Linked DNA regions of Homo sapiens: region 2 is linked to region 1. A link is a loop called in an ENCODE intact Hi-C map of the cell type or tissue named here. Cell type or tissue: OCI-LY7. All regions are shown on one strand.

The links. Peaks named below come from ENCODE experiments on the same cell type or tissue, not always from the same donor. Only the 100,000 strongest peaks of a DNase experiment are listed, where the experiment ranks them.
Region 2: a loop joins it to region 1, with 5 times the contacts of the local background. A loop is called at or near these places in 4 of 110 quality-filtered maps.

The regions. Positions count from the first base shown.
Region 1 is chr13:50,593,012-50,595,511 of GRCh38, reverse strand. No RefSeq gene overlaps it. Among named protein-coding and RNA genes, the nearest start is that of DLEU1-AS1, 67 kb to the right of the region's middle. RefSeq lists an enhancer at 536-735 and a silencer at 836-1,035. In OCI-LY7, no CTCF peak of the experiment used is centred here; DNase peaks (open chromatin) are centred at 81, 511, 961 and 1,561; H3K4me3 peaks cover 2,194 bases; H3K27ac peaks cover 2,500 bases.
Region 2 is chr13:50,130,245-50,132,744 of GRCh38, reverse strand. The region is part of intron 2 of DLEU1 (deleted in lymphocytic leukemia 1); the gene reads right to left. Among named protein-coding and RNA genes, the nearest start is that of DLEU2, 6.0 kb to the right of the region's middle. RefSeq lists silencers at 1,455-1,534, 2,311-2,410. In OCI-LY7, no CTCF peak of the experiment used is centred here; DNase peaks (open chromatin) are centred at 1,414, 1,804 and 2,274; H3K4me3 peaks cover 2,339 bases; H3K27ac peaks cover 1,461 bases.

The DNA.
Region 1 (2,500 bases):
TATACAGAGTTTGTACCAATGAACACTCACATTCACTAAGTCTTGCTGAAGGCCAAGTCCAGTGACATGCACTTTACATACTTATCTCATTTAATCCTCAGGGCAATCCTAGGAGGTATATACTCTCACTATCTCCACTTTACTCATGAGAAAATAGAGGCTCAGAGAGGTTAAGCAATTTGCCAGGGTCATATAGCTATGAACTAGCAGCACTAGGATTTAAACCCCGAGCTAACCCATTTACTGTTTCTACTTTTGATGTGCCATTATTTGATCTTTTCAAGTATATTGTGAACTGAATTGTAGAAACTGCATCTCTACTTCTTTCTCTTGTTGCCCGATTTTTAATACAATGCCTTTAGCAAGAGTATAATTAATAATTTCAGATTAACAAATTCCCCAAAGTATATTGTATCTTTCCTCACTTCTGCCTCCTCTAACATCTGTCTGGCTAGAGGCTGTCAGCTGCTGCATTGGCTATGGTCTCACTTTCTTTCTTCCCCGAAGAAAATTGTCTTTCTGAAGCCTGCAAAGGAAGTCTCCACTGCTGAAAATATTAAGCACTTTCTCCAAAGGCTGGAAGCTAAGCAGGAGTTTCACAGGAGGGAAAAAACAACAGTGACCCCCTCAAATGGAGAGGGGAGGCTCAAGACAGGAAATCGAAGGTAAGGTCAGAGCAGCTCCAGGGAGCAGGGAGATGGACTGAAAGTGAGACTATTTAGATTTTTACCATTTGGGACTCTCCCTGCAGTTTAACTTGACTACATTTTAAAAACAGCCAAGTAGTGAAAGCCCTGCTCTCTGTGAACTCTGGCCTCTCTGCCTGTTTGGGATGTCAGAGAAAGGCTGCACTTTGTGTGAGGCAGCCCCAAGGGGCCACCCGGTGGCCTAGGTGGGGTGATTGATTGGGAGAAGTCCCAGGGGCACCGCCTTCCCGCCACTGCCTTGCACCTGCACTGCGGATAAACAGAGGCTGTGGTCTGCAGGCCCCCCCCCACCCGCCCCCGCCTGACCTACCCCCAGCCTTCGCCTCCTCTGGGCCTCACCCCATGGGGCCCTCTTACTTGAAAATTAACCACAGGCTTAAAGTGAAAAGAGAAGAGGCCTACACTGGCCCAAAGCATAGGCAAGTGAAATAGACAGCAAATAGAGCCACAATAATGCAGGCACCTCTGCACTCGAATAATGCAGGCACCTCTGCACTCGAATCTTAGAATCTGTTCCCTCTCATGAAACTCAATTCCAGTTTTTTTGGCCTTTACTACGGTATATGTCACAAGATTGCCAAAATGTCAGATGGTTAACCACCTTTCATTCTGATTGCTGATTTGAAAAGTTTAAAGTTAATTGGGGATTTCAACAGAAGTCTTCTTTATCTTAAAGTATTTGAAACATTTATCTTTTCTTTGGAAATATAATAAATAGTCTTCAATACCAATATATTTACAACATACTTAATAACTAATCAAATTTTCTCTTTAATGACCTTTGCACTATGCACATGAGCAATGTCTTTAAAAACAAAACACACGCACAGGCATGCACACCCACAGAGCAAAACATGCTTTGAAAAAGGAAAGCAAGAGACAGGGAATAGACATGGTTAGGTGACTGTGCACACGGTTGTGCTTTCTGACTGAGACAAAAAACAAAATTGTTTTTAAGATATATATATTCTATTATTGTACTATGCACTAATGAAAGTTGCTATTGTTATAGATAGATACAAAAACTTAACACAAAACCCTTAGTAAGTGCTGAATTTAAAATGTTCAATGTTGCCTATCAATTTCCTGAGTCTCCTAAGACCTAAATCATATGGATAGCTTTTTGCCCTGCATCCTTTACTTCTTTCTCTTTCTTTAGAAAAATCAGAATAGATTATGCCACATATGGAGTTAAAAAAACACATAGTCTGAAGGAAAGTTGTCTGCAGAGAGAGAAAACAAATAAATAAATAAGTCTACAAATAAACCCAACAGCAAAAGCCACCACAAGTAAGTTGAAAGCAAGTCAACTAGAAAAAAATTGCAGATTGTATCACAAGGGATTCATTTCCTTTATACATAAAGAACTCTGACAAATCACTAAAAAAAACTTCAACAATCCAATGTAAAAAATGAGCAAAATAAATAAACGAACAGCTCACAGAAAATGAACTGAATGTAGCCATTTAAAGTATGAAAAGATGCTTACTCCTCTCAAATGGAAAGACTGAAAAAGAAGAATGTTGGGGGAATAAGCTTATGAGGGGTGAGAAGATATAAAACCTTTACAGAGGATAATTTAGCCAAATATGTCAAAATTGCAAATGCATTTACTCTTTGACCTAGAAATCCCAATTCTAGAAATTAATCCTATGTATGTTATTTTACAGGTGTGAAGTGACATACAACATTATTTACTACCACACTGTAATAGCAAAAAGTACTTTTAGAAATCCAAATGCCAGTCAACAAGGGTCTAGTTAAATGAATTACAGTTCAGCTCCACAATTTTT
Region 2 (2,500 bases), 460 kb after region 1:
CCTCCCGCTCTCTCAGCAGGGCAGCTGGGCTCCAAGAGCCTGAACCCTGCGGCACACACCAAGGTCACCCGCTGAGACTTGCCTTGTCATTGGGAGAAGGGGCAAAAAGACTGTGAGGAGCATTTAAAACAATTTGAGGCGGGAAAGCCTATAAGGGGAGGCAAACTGGAGGAATTCTCTTCTATTTAAAGAGTAGTGCAAAGTTGCCAGGAAACTCGCTACTGTCTATTTACTCCCCGAGAATGGGCCTCAAAGAAAATAAGCCAGGACCAGGTGACCCAGTGGGATCCGCGAAGCGGCTCCAGGAGACTCTCCTCTCCAGCGACTCCGCACCGGGACAAAAGGATCAGGCAGATGGGTTTTCTCCACCCGTGAGTGCTACAAACTCTTTCTCCATTTTCTCATTTGATTTTTAAAGGAAAAAAAAGTGCACCCGTCTCTCTTAAAAGTGGAGAACTGAATAGCCTCAATATAAAATTGGCGCTCTGAAAGAGACAAGGTCTAGAAAGATCAGTCTGCCGGCGAAGCCTGCTGTAGCAGAAATGCTAGAAGCAAACGAGTGCTGACAAATTTCGTTTTTACTGTGGAAACTCGTAAACGAAATCAGGTGGTAATAGTTACCTATTGGAACCATCAAAAAATTCGAGTTAATTTAATGTGTTTTGGATTTAGAATACGTAATCACCATTATTTTTATTTTGCCTAGATAGTTCCATTAAGGTTTAATAAGCTATTAAAGTTCCCTGGATAAATTTTGTGTGTGTGTGTGTGTGTGTGTGTGTGTGTGTGTTTTTAAGTAAGTGGAGGTTACCTGAACCACAAGAGAAGTTTCAGCATAATTTTTTAGCCACTGGGAAGTCTGTATTTCCTGCCAAAATTTTCAAGGATGGGAATTAGAAAATGGTGTGAGGGAGACTAAATACTCATCAAGCACCTATATATATAGGTACCCTGATAGGGCTAGCTTTACAAATTTCATTTCATATTAATAATTATCCACCAATAAGAGTTCTTCTTTAAAATACCGAAACCTCCTTCTTCTGCGCCCAGACCTCAGATGGACAATTTCCATAATTTTATTTAATTCAAAAGAATTTCGTTATTGATACTTCCTTCTTTGAAGTGACATAATTGCCAAGGTTAATGGGGAAATCCATGCTTAGTGGTATTAAAGTCTGTTTTAACTCATTACATCGTTAATGTTAATCCTTGTGTGGAAAAAAAAAAAGTGAAGGTGAGCCTTAGCACATGCTGGATTTCTCCTAACTCTTTGGGTCCCTGTAAAAATAGATCCCTATAACTGTTTGAAAGGGGAGGGAACTTGTAACTTGTGAGGAGAGCACCGTCACTAAACTCGATGTGCAAAAAAGAGAATATGCAAAGCAAAACTTTTCCGTCGCTGCAGATCAAAGGAACCGAAAACATGACCCATTTTGTGAGGGCTATGCAAACACTGTGGCTTATATTGACCATTAATAAACGCTGGGCTAGACTAGCGGGATACACACACACACACACACACACACACACACACACACAAACTGGATACGATGGACTCCAGTACCCGGAGCTTTAAAAGGGATGGGGGATGGGGGCGGGGAGGGAAAGGAGTTGACAACCAGATGAAGTGGGGAAAAGGAGGGGAGAAGAATACATTCAGCAACTGCAGCAGGTAGGTAAATCATAAAAAAATCAGTTCCTGCAACTAATGAAAAAAACAATCTCACTATAGTCTGGGGAAAATGGTTCTCTGACGCAAGCCTGATGGTGAGTCTATTTGTCATGTTTCTTTTCCGGACTATCAAAAAAGTTATTTCGAGATTCAGCCAATTGTTTTGACTAGCAGACAGAAAACCGGACCAAGCGTTTCCTGATGTAACGCACCGGCCGCGGCAGGGCCCAGCGCGGAGAGCGCCCGGAGCTGCCCTCCCGGGGCTGCTCAGAAAAGATGCTCCCTACGGCCCTGGGAGAGGCGAGCCCGAGATCGGCCGGAGAGGACTGCCTGTGTTCTGTGTGGCGCCTGACTGCAGCCTTCCTTTGGAGGAATACGCCTTCAGTTTTCTTCTGGAAGGGGAAATGGGCGCAGCTCTCCACGCGGCGACCAAGATTCCCAGTCGCTTGACAAACTTGGAAACTCTGGGACGTTCTAAACTGAGTTTCCCTCGTTCAGCAGAGTTCCTTGTTATCTACTTTACCAGTGTTAAAGGGCTGCAGACCGAGGGGTGCTATTTGAGACGATTTTTTTTTCCACGTCGACTGGAGAAGCGCCGCCGCCAGTTCCGAAGACGACTTGCCGACCTCAGCGCCCCGGGCTCGGCGAGGCGCACCGCCCGCCCCTCCGCACCCGCCCAGCCCCGCTCACGGAGGGAGCCGGCGAGGGAGTATCTTATCCAGCGGCCAGAGCTCGGTGCCAGGGCGCTCTCCTGACATAACCCTGTCCAGGGGGGCCGAGACGTGCAATAGCCACCGCGAGGCTCCCCAGCTGCCAGCCCCATCCTAT